Regions from separate parts of the Homo sapiens genome. Here all the other regions are linked to region 1. A link is a loop called in an ENCODE intact Hi-C map of the cell type or tissue named here. Cell type or tissue: endothelial cell of umbilical vein. All regions are shown on one strand. Links, peaks and the distances in the headings refer to the core of each region. The heading gives the core; the rest is flanking DNA.

Region 1 (6,363 bases), core at 747-5,746:
ACACAAGCTTTAATGGCTCAGCGCCTTAAGCGTGTAAACCTGTGAAACAGAACAACATTGCACAATATCATTAACTAATTTACACCTTGACTCTTTCTAAAGGGAAGTGAGGTGGGAGCAATGATATTAATGGTGAAGAACTGGACTGGGATAAGTTACAAACATGCTTGACTTTCCCCATAAGGATTACAGAAGGATGTTTCATTCATTCATTCATGCTGTGAGACAGCCTGGGGATACTCATCTTAAAGCACAGTCCTTCCCCAACAGTCTTAGGAATAAATCCTAGAGTGGGCATCTAGCCCAGTGGTTACGGGGAGCTTGGGTGGGGTGAGTGGAGTAGCATCTTTGGGAAGGGTTCCTTCCCCTGGAAGGTGTGACTTTGTGAGCTGAGTTTTAAAGGTTGAGTAGCAGTTGGCAAATTCCCTGGAGAGAGCATCTCAAATCTTTTGTGCTGAAGAACCAGCCATTTTTGTTCCCAGTCGGCCAGGTACCAATACACTGCGGCGCCAGGTGTGACTCACCACGTGAGTCTGACAACACCCAAACTGGTTTATACTCGGTTCAAAGAGTCCACTGATCATGTGCTTGGATGTCGTGGCATTATTAAATTGCTACAAACGTTTACTCTTAATTTCTCTACTTGTTACAAGCTTTCGTTCAGCACAGGACCAGGTAGCACCTGAGGGGCACCTGGAAAGCAGATTGTTCCAGCCTGCGTTCTAACAAGGTTCCCAGGTGACCCTCGCACAGCATAAAGTTAAAAGAACTGCCCTAGGGGAAACGGGACTCAGTGCCAGGTGGGTTTGATCATTCGTCCATCTCAGTGCCATCTGCCATCTCTGCTTCCTTGAGGTCTAGAAAAGGGTTACATTTTTAAAGGTGATATTGGCCACGTCCCCTTCCAGTTTCAAAACTACATTTCCCCGCTGTTACGCAAACGTCTTAAGCAAACCCGACTGCAGGACAGAAAGTCAACACGGGAATGCAGCTTCCAGAAATTCTGATTAGCCTCCGTCTTCCGCTTTGATCTGGCCCCGCAGCCCCGGCAGCTCCGCTGACCGCGCTTCCTTCCCGAGATTGCTAGTCTACCGGGCTGCATTAATGAGATCCGTGTTGAGCCGGTTCCCGGGTCTGCTAAACATGAAAGGCACAGAAGCCCCCAGTCCCTTCTCCTCCCCTCTAAGTGATTGTTTAGTCTCTCTCTGCAGAGGGAAGAGTTAAATCCCCTCCCCACGCCTACGTGGGAAGACCTGGGGAAACACGCGGCCCCCTCCCGGGTCCGCTAACGAGCCTGCGGCTGCTTCGGGCTTAGAGTGGGCGGGGCCTGGTCGGGAAGGGGGCGGGGCGCTCCGCCCGGGCGGGGCCAGACGGTGTGGTTGGCGGAGGGCCAAGCTCCTGGGGGCGGGGCCGCGAGCGGGAGGGCGGGGCCGGCTGCGGGAGGGCGGGGCCGGCTGCGGGAGGGCGGGGCGAGGTCGCTGGGCTGTAGTCCCGCGGGCGAGAGCTGGCTGAGCCGCGGCGCGGGACTGCTCACCTCCAAGCGCTCGCGCGGGGATCGCGGCTCCTGCTCACTTTGCGGCCCGCTGTCCTCCTGCCCGCCCCGAGGGCCCCCGGCCGGAGCGCAGAGGGAGGGGGCCGCGCTCGCCAGCACCCCGCCGCCTTCCCCCGCCTGGGGGAAGAATGTGCCACCAGCTGTTCTCCGCTTGCGAGCGCTGCGCCCAGTAGTGAGGAACTTGGAGGAAGAAGAGACAAAGGCTGCCGTCGGGACGGGCGAGTTAGGGACTTGGGTTTGGGCGAACAAAAGGTGAGAAGGACAAGAAGGGACCGGGCGATGGCAGCAGGGGAGCCCCGCGGGCGCGCGTCCTCGGGAGTGGCGCCGTGACACGCATGGTTTCCCCGGACCCGCGGCGGCGCTGACTTCCGCGAGTCGGAGCGGCACTCGGCGAGTCCGGGACTGCGCTGGAACAATGGATAACTTCTTCACCGAGGTAAGTGCGCTCCCAGTCCGACCTGGCCTCCGGAGCCCAGGGAGAGAGGCGTCTGCCCACCACGCCGCGCGCCCTGGGTACTTTTTCCTAAGCCCTGGAAGGCGCAACTTTCTGGGAGTCTCCTGAAATCACCCCCCATCCCCCCGCGGAGTCTCTGATGAGTAAGCCCGGGCAGGTTTTGTTTCGTCCTGTCCCGCGCTCGCATTTTGCTCCGGGAGGTAGCGAAGGTGCGTTTCCGTTTGCGTGGGTGGCTGGCTCTCGGGGCGCCCTGGGACACCCGCGCCAGGTGAGGCGGCGCGCGCCGGGGCGCGGGCGGGGCGATCCGCCCGCTCGACTGCCCGGGTGCAGGAAGCCCAATAAAATGTTCAGCGGGGACCTGCCTTTCTCCAAGAAAGGTCTTGTCTGGTATTTCCTTTGCAAAACGTGCGGGCTTCCTGTGCAGGGGTTCAAACACTTCCAGAGGAGACGGCTTAATGAAGTGTGAGAAGGAGAGGCAAGGGTTTAATCGGTTACTTTGCTCGCCGAGAAGTGCTCTTTTAAGGCTTGGGATAACTCCAGACCCTGGGATCAAATGATCATGTATTTGTGTAGAGTGTCCATGCAGATTTTGAATTCGAATGTAAAGAAAATTCGTTTAGGGCAAACAGTGGCTATTTTAATAGATGAAACGGATGCCCTCTTTAGGGTCGTTGAGGGTGGGACACTGAAACTTAACTTGAGAACCCTTTTTCCCCCTTTGGGATCGAGACTTACTGTGGTTTCTTGGCTCCCTTTCCTTTCTTGGTTGTGTTTATTTAATAAATTCTGTTTAAGTTTGAGGTTTGAAGTGGCTCAAAGTAAACTTAGTTGACTTGAGAGAGTCTGATGTGATTTTCGTTGAAAGCCAGGGAATGTTTTCTGAGTGCAGAACCGCTTTGGAGTCTTCCAGCAAATCAGATTGATGAGGGCTTGCCTCTGTGTTAGCCGACTTGGTTTATCTGATTTAATTGGATATAATATTTCAAGTCATTCTGCTTTCTGCATGCTCACTGACTGTATTCTCAGACAGCTATTCATACTGGCCAAAGTGATAAATGCATTCTTGTTTAGTAGTCATATCTAGTTTTTAAAAGTGGTGTTTCAGATGTGATACCCACATTCATTGTGGAAGGAAGACTAGAAAGGAATTATCCATCAATACATATTTTTCCTTTTCTTAAAAAAAGTGAAATATATATAATTGTGAGACGCTCGCATTTTCTAGTCCATAGACTTTTGTTTTCATGCTTGTCGAAAGGCACCAGAACTTTCTGCAAGAGTTGCACGTTGTCCAGTGGTAAAGGACCCTCGGGCTACAGTGAGTTCCGGTGTTTAATTGCTTGCATCTGTAAGAAAACGGAGGCCCTGCCCCTAGGGCAATGATTCTTAACTTTGTTGTTTTTGTGTTCTGGGTCCCTTAGAAAATCTGATGAAAATATAGAAATTTGTATTCAGTTTGCACGGATCTCACTCCTCCTGTAGCCTGTCTGAGCACCACAGGGGTCCGTGGCTCCCCCTTGGGGAGAACTCTGCCCCCTAGTGCAAGTGGGGGGAACATCAGGATAACGCGCTACAGCGTCCTGATCTCCTGTTACCCGGTGAGACTTTGACTTTTCAAAGTACTCTTTTCATCTTGCACTGGATACCTTAGTTCAGTGTAAGGGGCCTGGTTGTTGGATTTTATTTCTGTGATCAATATTATTTTGCAGTTGGCCATTAGTGATCTTCTACTTTCTCCTCTTCATTTTGTAGACAGAATCTTAACCCAAAGATATGAGTAAGTCCCTTGCCCAGCTTTGAAGAGCTTGTTCACGAATCCAGAGCCTTTTTCCTTTGCTGCTGGTGACTTTGGTATTTCTGGGAACTTTTCGCTTATTTTAAGGTTATACTTTTAATCTTGTGATGTATGTGTATTACAATATTAACTTCTAATCAGCCGTGAAAGTTCCACCCTTAAATCTAATCACTTTGAGTGGGAAGGAAGCAGGGCCAGTCAGAGAGGTTAAATAGTGAGGTATTAATTGTAGACATACTCTTAACATAGATCCCAGCTCCCCTTTCTCTCTCTCATGTCTTGTAATGGAGCATCCTTTTGTTAAATTGTCCAGTGAAGAAAATGCTGTAATTAATGTCCTGTTAGAATAGAAACAGCGAGTGTGGAAGTGATATATTCCCCAAGGACAGCTAAATTGTTTGGCCTCCTTATCACTAAGTAGAATTCTGTCTTTGCTAACTTTTCCCATTGTGGCTTAGGGGTAAATGACTTGTTGCTTGTTGGACAACAGTTTAAAGCCAGTGCTAACAATTGGGGAAAAATTACTGAATGAGATGTTGCCTGTTTAGCTTTGTGTATGAATGGCCAAATAATAAGGAAATGGGAGCTGCTTGTGATTCGCAACTGCTATTTCTAGCTAGACCAGGGTTTCTCAAACCTGGTACCATTGCTGAGTAATTCTTTGTTGTTGGAGGCCGTCCTGTGTGTTGTAGGAGGTTAAACGCATCCCTGGACTCTACTCAGTAATTGTTAACCCTATCCCCCAAGTTGTGACAACCCGAAAGGTCTGCAGACATTGCTGAATGACAGGGGAGCAAAATCACTCCCAGTTGAGATCCACTGAGCTAGACCTGTGAAGCAGTTGTTTGGCGGTATTAATTCCTATTTGTGTTGCAGGCACAGCCTTGTCTGCGCTTCCCTGTTTTAAATAGGATTTGGCCGGGTGCGGTGGCTCAAGCCTGTAATCCCAGCACTTTGGGAGGCTGAGGTGGGAGGACTGCTTGAGCCCAGGAGTTCAAGACCAGCCGGGGCAACATGGTGAAACCTCATCTCTACAAAACTTAGCTGAGTGTGGTGGTATGCACCTGTAGTTCCAGCCATTCTGGAGGCTGAGGTGAGCCCAGGAGGTCCAGGCTGCAGTGAACCATGATTGCACCGCTGCGCTCCAGAGCAACAGACCCTGTGTCACAAAATAGATAGACTCTTACTGCCTGCTAGATTGATTGATTAATTAGATAGATAGTGTCTTACTGCGCGCCAGGGGGAAGCTTGCAAAGCTTGTGCCAGTCAGCTGACAGCTGCTGACTTCAAAATGTTCTCCAGGATTAGAGAAACTGAGCATGCCACATTCCTCAGTTTCAGTTTCTTCATGGCCTTCATTAGAATTTTATGGCTCCCCTCGAGTTAATTGTGTGTATGCTTTGGGGAAGCTTGTTTTTTCAGCATTTCTAAGTAAGTTGTTAAGTTTACTTCAGCCAGAAACTAAGTTTAGATGTGTCTGTAACCAGAAGCAATAATAATAAAAAAAGCAAACAGAAAAGGCTCAACCAGGAAAGGGGCAAGGCTACTGTGCAAACTTGTGTTGATGTGCTGAAGTGGACACTGTTTTCATGTCTTCAGGGCCAAGTACAGTGCCTGGAATATAGTAGGGGCCAGTAAGTACCAAATGAAATTGACCTTTCTGTTTCCCTGTTAGGCAGAGGTGTGATGTGTCTGTTCAAATACAAGATCTCGGAGGATTATTAGTGAGACTAATCAAACACCTTGATTTTCAGAATAAATATGTAAAATGTACACAAGTAAGATACTCACAAATACAAATACAGAAAGCAGGTATTAATGTTTAAGGGATAAATTGTTAGTGGAAAATATTCCAGACATACCTGTTTCTTCCAGTCTGGTTCACTCTGGATTAGAGCAGACTTCATTCTAAAGACGTTAAGTGGAAACACCAACCTCTTCTACTTAACTTGACAAGGGACTGTGGTTGTGGTTGGTTATCTGGAGTTGTTCAAATAGCTTTTTAAGTGAGTAGAGTTCCCAAGCCAATTTTCTCCCCATTTGGTTGTATATTTTTTTTGTTTGTGATCTATTGACATCTTTTCTTGTTAGAGAAAAATGTGGACATTGTTATTTTTGGCAGCTTTCTCTCCTCACCCTCGATATGTCTCCATGTGTAAAGGGGAACTGCTGAGGACTTCTTGTATCACCAATTCCTGAAGGCAACCCCTTTGATGACTATAAAATCATATCAGGAGATTAGCTGGGTCCCTTTCCCTTTTCTCACAATGGAGATATAGCGTGTTGCCTCTTCTCTGTAGTTTGAAAACATTTCTATTGTCAAGTACTCATTTTTTTTTTCCCCCTGCTATGTTGGGGACAGCAAAGCCAGGGGGAGCAGCTGCAGTGGGACAGTTGTTGCAGCAGGAGCAATAAGCTGTCTGGCTGGGGCGGGCAGGGTAGGACTGCTTCCTCACTCCATATCATGTGGCCGGCTGTTCCTGCAAAATCAAGCACAAACCAGGAACAAGCTGGCATGGGCAGGTCCCTCACTGTTTAACCAGAGTGGTGGAGGGAGAGAGC
Region 2 (6,363 bases), core at 615-5,614, 140 kb after region 1:
AAAGCAGATGGACCATGTTGCTTGGCTCTTGTCCTCAGAATAATTATTCCATTCTGTTCCTTTTTTTTTTTTTTTTTTTTAAAGCAACATTTATTTGCCTTAATTATTCTTTGATTTATTTCAATGATGAGGCATGGTCCTTCTATCTGTTTAAGGAAATCTTGCATAGTTCTTTCAAATTTAAATGTTTTATATAGCCTACAGTGCTACTCACAAGGCTTATGTATGTGAACAAGGTTTCTTTTTTCTCTACTGCAATAAAATAACTCTAGATAGAATCTCCCAAATTTAGGAATTTTTAATAATAGGGTGCTCTTAAAGTTAATTAGCCACAGAAGAGGGGCTTACTGTGTGTATGTTAAGGGCATGTTTATTTCAATATTTTTTTTTAGTGGGTGAGAAGGCACTTGGCATGTCTATTTTAGCTGAGTCGTACTCGCTTTTACAAAGAAACTATTAGGAGCCCCAATATCAGCTCCTTTATTACTAGAAACTGTCTAAAAAAGTAGTAGAATTTCTTTTTTTTTTTTTTGAGTTGGAGTTTCGCTCTTGTTGCCCAGGCTGGAGTGCAATGGTGCGATCTCAGCTCACTGCAACCTCCGCCTCCTGGGTTCAAGTGATTCTCCTGCCTCAGCCTCCCGAGTAGCTGGGATTACAGGCATGCGTCGCCACCACCCCAGCTAATTTTGCATTTTTAGTAGAGACGGAGTTTCTCTGTGTTGGTCAGGCTGGTCTTAAACTCCCGACCTCAGGTGATCCGCCTGCCTCAGCATCCCAAAGTGCTGGGATTACAGGCGTGAGCCACCGCTCCCGGCGAGTATTTTTAAAATAAATATTTATTGGCTGGGCACAATGGCTCACACTTGTACTCCCAGCACTTTAGGAGGCCAAGGAGGGTGGTTCACTTGAGTTCAGGAGTTGGAGACCAGCCTGGCCAACATGATGAAACCCCATTTCTACTAAAAATGCAAAATCAGCCAGGCGCGGTGGCTCATGCCTATAGTTCCAGCTACTTGCGAGGCTGAGATGGGAGGATCACTTTAACCCGGAGGTGGAGGTTGCAGTGAGCTGAGATCACACCACTGCACTCCAGCCTGGGTGACAGAGTGAGACTCCTTCTCAATAAATAAATAAATAAAATTTCTTAATTTTTATTATTAACATTCAAATTGACCTCATCACATGTATGCTATTGACATCCTGTTGGAGTTTGTTAATTATTTCTATTGGACCTGTGCTCTAGTGATGATCCTCACACCCCTGGGTGATACTCAGAGCAGACGGGATGCATGTCAGTCTCTTCTAGTGAGGTTTCCGTGGAGGCGCCAAGCATTTCTTCATTCATTTCTCCTCGCAGGAGTTCACTCACGGGGTATAGTTGTTACTGAGGAGCCACAGTCTTGTAAAGCTGCCAGTGTGAACGAAGATTCCGACATCTGCTTCAGATGGCTTTCTAGTCCCAACTTGTGGCAACTTGGCTCTCGTCCTCAGAATAATTATATTATTTCCTCAGAATAGTTATTATGTTATTTCAGGAGGAATGGGAAAGGGAGAGGAAAGGGTGGTTTGGATTTGGCGGGTGATGTCGGGGGAGGGGGGGACACTAAAAAGACCCCTCTCTCCGGATTTCCGATTCAGTGGAAGTAAGACCACAGGAGACATATGGAGAGCCATATGTCAGCCTAAGACTCCCAGCCAAGTGGGCCTGTGAGCACTGCAGCCCCGAATCACACAGACAGACCCACCTGGTCATGGGTATAGCCAGGTAACTGGTGGCCATGATGACTGTGGGAAACTGATTCCCAGATGGTGGAGAAAAGCAGGCAGGTGCTGCCTTTCTCCTTTCACCCCAGAGCACTTAGAGCAGCCCCCCGCCCCCCGCTCCTGTGGGGAGGGACTGGGGTTGGGGGAGGACAGAGGTGCCAGAGGAGGCCCCTCTGAAACCCTGGGGCAGGGAAATGGATGGAGAATGTTAGCATTATCCCATGTGAGAGCTGATTGAGGATGGATAAGAAATAATGGCTCATGGTTTCTGAAGGATTCTGCGTGTTGGACTCTGTGCCAAGAGCTTGCCAGGCATCGGCACATTGAAACCCCTGACAGCCCTTTGATTTGGGTGCTCTATGATGATATCTGCAGGTGCCACACACGGAAAGCCATTTGCAGGGGTTGTGTTCTTCTCACTGGCAGTTTTTACCCGTTATCTTTTTTGTAGTTCCTTTTTTTTTTAAACAAATGGGGATTACATGTATATGAACAGCTGAATTCTGTCTCTGTCTCTGTCTGTCTCTGTCTCTCCCTCTCTCTCTCTCTCTCTCTCTCTCTCTCTCTGTGTGTGTGTGTGTGTGTGTGTATGTATGTGTGTGTCTAACAGGAGGGGAGCATATGGGCAGAGGTACTGTCTTCTCGTTACCTAAAGTCTAACAGGACTAATAATGTGTTGGGCCATAGAAACAACTTGGATAGAGGGACTGTCAGTGTATTCAGTTAAACAGATAGGGATCATAACGGCTTGCAGTTAATCGAAATGAAGCGGCTGCTTAATATAGAAACAGCTTTTAAGATTCACATACCCAATAAAACAATTTAATCTGTGACTAGAACCACTATTTGTGGGCTCTTCTAAATGACTTCATAAAAGTTCTGGAGTTAGAATTTAAAGATCATTATTTCAGCATACAGAATATAATTTAAGAAGATTAACAGAAGGGAAGAAAACAATCTATTTTAACAGATCAAGTTGGTGTCCACACTTAGATCCTTAAATAATTGCCATTGATAATTGCTTGTATTTATTACATTCAGTGGAAAAAATGAGAGCATGACTAATATATCATTTGCTAGACAGAGCCGCTAAAGAAGAAAGCGAAACATCAAATGAGATCATTGTGCATATGTGTATGTGTGTGTGTGTGTGTATGTATGTATTAAAACGGAAGGAGGTTGGCATTTTCATGGTATTTAAAAATAAGGGGGAGAGGGGGGTGGATCCCAAACAGAAAGCTCCAATTATGCAATGCTGATGTGAACAGAGTAACTGTATTTATCTAAATTAATTCAGGAAACAGAGACTTTAAGAATAGATTTCTCATTAAAATGTGTTTTAGTTTTAATAGCTCTCTTCAGCAGTTTTTTAAAGTGGGGGTTGAAGCTGTGGGAATTAAGAGAAAATGGAATATAGAAATAGGAGTTGCTGGACGTAGGAGCCCTGTTTAGATTTCCTTGGGCATGATCTGCCCCCTGCTGGCTAAAATGTGTTTTACTACTTTAAAAACATTCTCATGCTTGAGAAAATAAGCCTGTTTGAATTATATAGGACTTCATAGATCAATTTTTCTCTCGCTTTATAAGTGAACATCGATTGGATAGGCTCCTCTGCTACTTGGTGGCAATGCCAGGTCCCTGGGCTTCTAGTCCAAGCCTCTTCCTTTGATTTCATTTTCAAGGTTGTTGCCTCTCTTAAGGTCTAGTTTTAATTTTGCCATTTTTGTGTACATTTAAATGAATGCTCATGCTATTACAGTTTTGAATATATGTGTGTGTGTGTGTGTATATATATATATATATAAATTTAAAACTTACTTGAATTTTCCATCTCATAAGGTCAGTGTTTGACTTTGGTTGATCTCTAGTACATTTGACATTGACTCTAGTTTTTCATACACCGTATAGGCCAGACAGGGTTTAGTTTATTATGGTGTATTAGTCCGTTTTCACACTGTTGATAAAGATATGCTCGAGACTGGGCAATTTACAAAAGAAAGAGGTTTAATTGGAGTTACAGGTCCACGTGGCTGGGGAAGCCTCACAATCATGGTGGAAGGCAAGGAGAAGCAAGTCACGTCTTACATGGATGGAAGCAGGCAAAGAGACAGTGAAGAAGATGCAAAGGCAGAAACCCCTGATAAAACCATTAGATCTCATGAAACCCACTCACTACTGCGAGAACAGCATGGGGAAACCACCCTCATGATTCAGTCGTCTCCCACCAGGTCCCTCCCACAACATGGCGGGAACCATGGGAGTACAATTCAAGATGAGATCTGGGTGGGGACACAGCCAAACCATATCATGTGGTCTTTGCAGTACATATGACTTCTTAAGGTGTATAATACAGACAAGGCCTGTGGCTAATTCATCTTTGCAGCCTGGTACCCAGCACAGTGTCTGGGAGAGGACCAGCATTCAACAGCTGCCAATCAAAGGATGAATATACAGAATGACTGTTGGTTCAGGATCTTTGCTTGCTTTGTGTGTTTTGGTTTTTCAAAACTTGAGTGATTTCTACTTAACCATGTCCTGGACTGGTAATTGAGTGTTTGGTCTTTTTCTATTTCTAGAAATACATTTAGAGGTGATAGTGTTGGAATGCGGAACAAAACTTGCATCCTCGATTAGAAAGGCACCAAGCAGAATAAGGCATGGGGGCGTGCTCTTGTAATATAGCAGATGAAAGAGGTGGAGTGGGAAACACAAAGAAAAAGGAACTGAAATTCATCGAGAAGACTTATTCTTGTGTATTCCTCAGAGGGGCCCAAGAGGCATTTTCTGTAGGGAAGCCGAGGCCCAGAACTGTTTGGTTGGCTTGCTGAAGAAACTTTAGCTATTGGCAACAAACATAGGATTTGAACTTCAGTCTCTCTGCCTGTGAAGTCTGTATTTCTGTTTTTTGTTTGTTTTTTGAGATAGAGTCTTGCTCTGTTGCCCATGCTGGAGTGCGGTGGCACAATCTCGGCTCCTCCTCCCAAGTTCAAGCAATTCTCCTGCTTCAGCCTCCCAGGTAGCTGGGGTTACAGGCGTGCACCATCATGGCTGGCTAACTTTTTTTTATCGTATTTTTACGATATGAGGTTTCACCATGTTGGTCAGGCTGGTCTCCAACTCCTGACCTCAAATGATCTGCCTGCCTCAGCCTCCCAAAGTGCTAAGATTACAGGCATGAGTGAAGTCTGTATTTCCAGAACAGAATCCTACTTTCTGGTACAGCTTCCAAACAAAAGGGCTTTGTTTGGCTTGCTAAGACCTTTGGAGTTAATCTTTTAGGCAGTAGAGAAGTTTCCCAAGTTCATCTAACAATTGAAGGAATGATCCGATTTATATTTTGAGAAAATCATGTGGATCAAGGGAATTGATTTCTAAGTAGTGTTATAGATGGCAGCAAAAAGTTTTGTGTAAAGAGCCAAAGAGTGTATATTTTAGGCTTTGTGGGCGAAAGCACCTCTGTTGCAACTAATCAACTCTGCCCTTGTAGTGTGAAAGCACTCAGTATGCAACGCACAGCCTGCACTGTGTTCCAATAAAACTTTATTTATAAAAACAGGCAGCAGGTCAGAGTTGAGGACCATTGTTTGCTGACACATGGGCTGGATCTAGAAAACTGCCAGCCTTGATGTGTGCTGCTGGGAGGCTAGCGTGTCCTGTGCACCAAAGGCCCTGCTCGTATCAGATTCCTTTTCCTTCAGGTGTGTCATGGATCCCTCCTCTCTGCTCACCCGAGGACATTGCTGCATCTCTGAGCCTCCTTGCCCTGGATTCTTTGACCTCTCTCTCAACTGGATTGTTGACGTTATTCAAAATCTTTTAGTATGTTCCATCTTGGAAAAAAATACAAAAGATGCTCGTTTGGTTCCACAGCCTCATTCAACTACTCCTTCGTCTCAGCAAGCTGCCCCCACGCCCCCCACCATGGCGCCCCATCCTATATTTCTTCCTGGCTCTCCACGGCCACTCCTCAGCTTCTCAGTCATTTTTCATCTGCTGTCTTCTCACCCACCTGCGTTTTCTTCTCTGAGTCTGCAGGACTCTCCAAGTTTATACACCCTCAACTTCTCATTTGAGTCCCAGACTTAAGTCCCAGTGCCCCTTAGGTGTCATCACTGAGATGTCTCAGGGGTGGCATGTTCTAAAGTCAGTATCATCTTCTCCCAGAAACTTGTCCCTCCTCTTGTGCCTCCTATTCTCAGCCAGTAGCCTCTCCATCCTACCCTGTCCCAAGCCTGAGATCTGGAAGTGATTCTTCCCCGCCGCCACCAAATTAAGGTAAACTTACACACGGTAAAGTATGCCAGTCATAAGCATCCAGTTTGATGAGTTTTGACAAATGCACAAACCTGGTGGTACCAATTCCTGAATCATCACGCCAGCAAACACTCAGGGGCCCCAGGAGTCATCCCTGATGCCTCCCTGTCACTTGCTGCCCACCCCCTGGCCAGGCCCCTCAGCAATCCTGTCCCTTTCCCTCCAGTCTTTCTTGGGCCTCTCACTTCATCTCTGCTGCCCCCGCGGCCCTTCCCGCATCACCTTTTTGGTCTCCCTGATTCTTCTCTTGCCTCCTTTCTGTCCATTCTCCACGCAACAGTCAGA
Region 3 (6,363 bases), core at 726-5,725, 250 kb before region 1:
CTAAAGCAACAATGTAGTCCTGAGTCCTGATTTCAAAGAAATAACTTAGTGGAGGCACTCTCCAAGTCACACCAGAGAACGTCAAAGTTCAGGGACAAAGTTCTCATATCAGTCCCCAAATGCCAGTCCACAGACAACTGCCAGTTCACAAGAAACTATTCTTTGCTTCGTGGTGAAATGAAAGAAAAGTAAGGACAGATGTGCGTGTGTATGTGTATATACATGCATATTCACATTATACCTTTTACATAAAATATTTTCTCCTGGGAAGAAATGTCCTTGCTTTTAAAATTATGTCTTGTCTTTTGTGTTAAAGCATTCTTTCTTTTATGAACCAGTGATGGTAGGTGATGGTAGCTGATGGTAGCTGTTTCATTATTCCTTTTTTTTTTTTTTTTCAGACGGAGTCTTGCTCCATCGCCCAGGCTGGAGTGCAGTGGCGCAATCCCGGCTCATTGCAACCTCTGCCTCCTGGGTTCAAGCGATTCTCCTGCCTCAGCCTCCTGAATAGCTGGAATTACAGCTGTGCACCACCACGCCCAGCTAATTTTTGTACTTTTAGTAGAGGCGGGGTTTTGGCATGTTGGCCAGGCTAGTCTCAAACTACTGACCTCAGGTGATCCACCCGCCTCGGCCTCCCAAAGTGCCAGGATTACAGGCATGAGCCACTGCACCCAGCCCGTTAGTAGTTTATTTTTAACGCTATTACAGGGAAAAAAGTTTGTTGTTTTTTAAATTGGGCATCTTTCTTTAATCCCCCATTAAAAGCTTTCTTTATTCCTTGGCTTCTTTGTAAAATCTCGAAGTCTGGGAATCTCTGTCATAGCTTTACAGTCACTTTCAAGGAGCTTTCAGAACCCTCCAAAGCTGGGCCCCACGTAAGACAATCCTGGCTCGAATCACTTGACTTTGCCACCCTGCAGACTCCTGAAGCTACAACACCAGGAAGTGAGGTGAGGACTTTCACCTGAACCCCAATTACATCCACAGTGAGAGGGAACATGCGGGCGGCTGGAGAGCCTATCTTCTCTGAATCATCTGGGGATAAAGTCACAGGCAGGAAAGCAACAAGCAGGTGGCCTTTATCTGGGGATTGGCCATTCCTCCCCACATACTTGCCACAAGCCCTCTAGAATGGAATAGATGTCAAACTCTTGCTGAATGAGTTCATATTCCTACCCTGCTTTTAAATGTTTAAGTCATAATCATCTTAGTTTTAAAGCCTCATTATTGCGGTATTTTTAGCATTCTAGTTTTCCAGATACATATATCATGTTACCAACCACAGTTTAAAAGCTCTTATGGCAACTTACTCATGCGCGCATTTTATTCTCTTTAAATTCTCTCCTAAGATGAGGAAAAGGGGGGTGTAGAAAATTTCCTCTGAACAATCAGAGGATTGTACATAGACACAATTTGGTCATGTATTGAAGTGAACCTTAGCTGGGGAAAAATTAAAACCTAACAAGAAACAAAAGAGGAACCTACTGTAGAAAACAATGAGTTTGTTCAAATGCATTCTTAACATTTCTGTGAGTACTAATCAACCATGAGAAACTTGTATAGCATAAAAGTGTCCACTAGGAGGCACTGCAGTCAAAGCACACAGAAATAGACCCAAAACCCTTAATTTATGTAAACTCACGTGTTTTTATTAATATTGTCAATAGTGAACTGTTTTTGCAAAATGAGAGGTCACTATTTTTCAGACCTGATTAGGAAAAATTGCACAAGGCACTTCTTGCTGAAGAAAAAAAATCCATTTTCTGGCAGCAGGAGTTAGCTGACTCGTGGCAATCCAGAGTTGGCCTCTTACTAAGGTCAATATGCATGTGCTCAGGAAACTTGAACCCACACAAGAATGTGAACCAAGACGGTCAGGCCAGAGATAACATGCGGGTCTTGTAAATGTCAAACTTTGCTTCCTCTGCTCAGCTGAAAACATCCTCTTCTCTTTCCCTTATCCTCCTCCCACCCTACCACTCCTGATGATATCCATAAACAAAAAAATTTTAATGACTCGTAGAAGCTTTAAAATAGGAGGACATTTAATTTCATAACGCATCTGCGGTCACAAGCTGACTGCAGCTGAGTGAAGATACAACCTTTAGCAGTGCTCCCTGACTACAGGTCAAGTGGATGCTCTCCTTGTGACTGTAGCAGATGGAGGAGGAAAGGTAAAGGTGAATGCAAGAGGCTAGAAACATACATTGTGATCCCTTTTTTAAAGCCTTTGATTTTTTAAGATTAAACTAACCCATTTTTTTAAGTATATGATTTGTTCATTAAACTACAAATACATGTCTTGGATTGCAAGCTGAAGAGCAACTGAGAGCTAGGAGAGGCATGATAAGACCCAGGAAAGAAACTACAGCAAGGCGCCCTCATGTCGCTTAGAATACAATGCAGGTCCCTGTAGCTCCTGCTCCCTGAGCCTCCTGGCACGCCTGTTAAACAACCACTGCCTTATTCACGCAGAGAACTTGCCATGCTGGGGTCGCCCAGGGAAAGTGAAGTTTTGGTCAGTGTTTTGGGTTGAATTGTATGTCTTCTCCGAAAAAATATGTTGAAGTCCTAACCCCTCTTTACATGCCAATGTGACATTATTGGAAGGAGGGTCTTTGCAGTTGTCCTCAAGTTAAACTTCGGCCACTAGGTGGCGCTCATCCAATGTGACTGCTGTCTTTATAAGGAGAGGAGATTTGAACACTGAGATGCAGAGACAGAACGCGGTGGGACGACAGAGGGAGAGAGGGGGGTGATGCGTCCACTAGCCAAGGAACACCAAGGACTGTTAGCAGCTGGGAGAGATGGAAGGAGCTCCGGAAGAAACCAGGCCTGCCCACACCTTGATTTCAGACTCCTGTTCTCCAGAATTGGAGAAAATAGATCTCTTGTTTTAGGTCACCCAGTTTGTAGTCCTTCATTATGGCAGCCCTAGGAAACTCATGACCAAATCTGGAAAAAGTAGGCCGGGCACGGAGGTTCACGCCTGTAATCCCAGCACTTTGGAAGGCCAAGGTGGGTGGATCACCTGAGGTCAGGAGTTCGAGACCAGCCTGGGCAACATGGCAAAACCCCGTCTCTACTAAAAATACAGAAATTAGCTGGGTGTGGTGGCGGGCGCCTGTAATCCCAGCTACTCAGAGCCTGAGACAGGAGAATCACTTGAACCCAGGAGACGGAGGTGGCAGTGAGCCAAGATCGTGCCACTGCACTCCAGCCTGCACAACAGAGCAAAACTCCATCTCAAAAAAAAAAAAAAAATGGAAAAAGTAGAATGGAATTCTGGGAATGATAATCAAGAGAGGTTCAACTGCTGAAGCACGAAGTTTTAAGGCTTTTTTTTTCTGTGTCTTCTCCTTTTCTTCCCTATTTTCCGGTCTACTCAACCCCGATATTCCAATTTCTCAATATGAAATATTATTTTTAGTTATCTTTAAACGCACAGCTGTTGGTGATTTCTGGAGACATGCCCATTTTTTCCAGTCCATTTTGTAGATCTCCTCAAATACCTAAAAACTTCACAGTCCAGTTGGCATTTTTAAAGCACTTTGCTCCTTTGAGTTGCTCAAATTATTTGACATAAATGTTCCCTTATTCATGTCAGTTTAAAGGAAAAGATAAGTACAGATCTTATTTTAAACCTCAGGAAATATACAGCAAAGTTAAGCATCTTATAGTAAATCACGTTGCCTTTCAGCGAGTGAGCAGAGCCTGGTGGACGGACTCCCAACTGCCTGTATAGTCTTTTTAAAGTATTATACAATTATATTTTATTCTTTATTACCCACCTACAAGACAAGAATGAATAAATCCTCCAAAATGGTGGTCACTCAAGAGTTGCCTTTTGGGGACCTTTCTCTTTTTTTTGATAGAAATGCCTCTGATATTTTGAGAATTCATAAAATCTCAAACAAAATGGAGCGAGTACCTTGTCATGTTCTAATTCTCCAGTAACCACAAGAATCTTCCTTCCTCTCCATTCCATTCTGAGAAAGAGCCACTTCACCTCTCAGAATGATGGGAAAGATAAGGCACAAGCCAAGCCAAATCTTCTCCCCCAAATTCCCTGGCTCTACACGTCCCTGGGACAGGAAGGTCTCAGCTCGCTGACTTGGGCATCCTCTGTGTGCCACAGGTGGGGGATCACCATAGAGAGCCCTCGGTCGGACTCCCTCTGCCCCTGGCATTCTGCCTCCCAAAGTTAAGTGTCATCTTAAAGATGGAGCCACACCAGGGAAAATTCCCTTATCCTTGCTGTGTTTCAGCAGAAGTGAAACAGACTGGAATTTCCAAAGCTACTAAAGAAAGGAGAAAGGGAAATCAAAGAACATCAAGAAAATTTAACAAGCCTAAAACTCAGAAGCACAGAAACATGGCTGAGCGTGTCCACCGCTCACAGGCCCTGTGCCACCCCTCCTCCAAGCTCACGGGCTTGGTTCACATGATCAAGACCACCCTGTGGCTTCCTTGCTTCCCAGCTACAGAGTCATGGCCACTGAAAAGTGCCACCTCACCTCCCTGCCAAGTCTGTGTCCTAGACAACTAACTCCCTGGATCAGGGGCATTACTGAACTAAGACCAAATCTCCAGATGAGAGAGAGATTATCAGATTCTTCACATGCGATCCAGCTTGTGGGAATGCGGGTGGGGTATAGGAAGTGGTTCAGCCCCATATGGATCCTTATAATGGAAGAATTATGAAAAATATAACCACAGAATAAACATGACAGTCACACAAGATGAGTCAGGTACACACCACAAACTGTGTAGGTCTCAGTGAAAGTAGACTATCTGGCTGAGGTTGGAGGGTCCTAGGCTAGTGCTACGGGGAGACAAGGACATGGTAGACAGGAAGGAGGTGACCCAGGCAGGGAGAAGGAGCAGATAGATTAGGAGGTTGTTGCCAGAAAGTGGGGCAGGCCTGTGGTAGAAATGCATGCCCCAGAGTTAAGGAAGCTGGGAACTGTCAGGAGCAGGTTGTGTGGTGCCAAAGAACACTGACATTTTTCAAATGGTGGGGGATTTGAAAAGGCAAGTGAGCAGCCCAAATGTGATCATAGTTAACGTCGACTGAGTTACACCAGAAATGTGCTAGACACTTCATATGGATCTTCTCATGTAATCCTCACAACAACCCCATGCTATAGAAGTACTGCCGTCCACATTTTATAGAAGAGTTAACAAGCCTTCAAAAAAGTAACTTGACCAAAGTCTCACAGACTAGTGAGTACAAAACCGAAATTAGAACCCACATCATTGGATATTGAAGCCGGAGCACTTAACGCTATATATGCGCACACACACGAGCACACGTGCACGCACACGTGCACACACACACATACACACACACACATCTTAAATATCAAGGACTCTACAGAGCAGGGGTATTTTCCAAAAGGAGGAAGAGTCATAGATTGCAAGTGATCATGGAGTATTGGCGTAAATGGGTCCCCAACCCAGTAGATGAAATGTGAAAAGGGGGAAGCCGGGATACTCTGGAGAGAGCAGAACTTCAGCTAGGGTGCGCATTCTCTGAGACTGAGGACACAGAAGGAAGTATCCACTGAAGAACAGGAATCCCAGACAGCCCAATGGAAAGGGTTGCCATGAGAGTAAAAGAGGAGTCAGGAGTCCATGGGAAAGCCCCACAGAGCAGCAGGGAGCAAGGGCATGCAAAGGAGACAGATTACCAGCCTGGCCAGAGCTTGGGTGATCCTTGGAGATGACAGGATGGTAGGGCAGATGGGACAGACTCCAGGGGGCCGCAAGTGTGCTGCTGTTTCCCCGTCCTCTGAGCTGCCAGGGCCTGGAGCACTCAGCCTGTGGTCAGTTGGTCGCCGGCCCTGGTGGAAGGGGAATCTTTGGGGCCACAGATAGTGGAGGAGGAAGGAGCTCTGCCTGGCCCCCTGGCAGCTGGGAGCTGGGAGCTGCCAGACCTTGAAGGAGAATTAGTTGGTCTAGGAAGCTTACCCTGGCATGACTAGGGAGGTAAAATAATCTGCCTAATGTACATTCCTCTTTTCCCCTGGAAAATCTGAAATAGAGAGCAGCCTGCTCTAAGCATGGTTGTACATTCTGCTTATTTGAAGAAGCCAGGCAAGGAGTTCCCCACAAGCAGCAAGACATGTAGGAACTGTAACGTGGAAGAACCTAAAACTATATTTTTGGTTCTCAGGTAAAGTAGGTCATGTATGGCAGCCATGTGACTAATGTCAGAATCACTGCTTTCTGCCTATTTTTCTAGTCCTCCAACCGTTTATTTATATTTGGAAACTATCTCAACCAGCCACTAACTGTATGTCATGGGCTTTCTCAACCGTCTTGTACACCAGCCATCTCTGACTCCTGCCAGCAGGG

What was found. A loop is a pair of places that touch in the nucleus more often than their neighbours do. Peaks named below come from ENCODE experiments on the same cell type or tissue, not always from the same donor. Only the 100,000 strongest peaks of a DNase experiment are listed, where the experiment ranks them.
Region 2: a loop joins it to region 1, with 11 times the contacts of the local background. A loop is called at or near these places in 46 of 110 quality-filtered maps.
Region 3: a loop joins it to region 1, with 12 times the contacts of the local background. A loop is called at or near these places in 67 of 110 quality-filtered maps.

What each region holds. Positions count from the first base shown.
Region 1 is chr5:16,931,413-16,937,775 of GRCh38, reverse strand. MYO10 (myosin X) reads left to right here and starts at 1,488. Exons shown (of 41, transcript NM_012334.3): 1 at 1,488-1,988. The coding sequence starts at 1,968. In endothelial cell of umbilical vein, for the core only: a CTCF peak has its summit at 3,536 (motif pointing left); DNase peaks (open chromatin) are centred at 1,185, 1,725, 2,765, 3,535 and 1 weaker place; H3K4me3 peaks cover 4,347 bases; H3K27ac peaks cover 3,102 bases.
Region 2 is chr5:16,788,101-16,794,463 of GRCh38, reverse strand. All of the region lies in intron 4 of MYO10 (myosin X), which reads left to right. Among named protein-coding and RNA genes, the nearest start is that of MYO10, 150 kb to the left of the region's middle. RefSeq lists an enhancer at 1-238. In endothelial cell of umbilical vein, for the core only: a CTCF peak has its summit at 3,237 (motif pointing left); DNase peaks (open chromatin) are centred at 2,893 and 3,233.
Region 3 is chr5:17,185,893-17,192,255 of GRCh38, reverse strand. All of the region lies in intron 1 of BASP1-AS1 (BASP1 antisense RNA 1), which reads left to right. Among named protein-coding and RNA genes, the nearest start is that of BASP1-AS1, 28 kb to the left of the region's middle. RefSeq lists a silencer at 1,682-1,976. In endothelial cell of umbilical vein, for the core only: CTCF peaks have their summits at 1,593 (motif pointing right), 2,446 and 2,647 (motif pointing right); DNase peaks (open chromatin) are centred at 1,035, 1,755, 2,655 and 3,465; H3K27ac peaks cover 301 bases.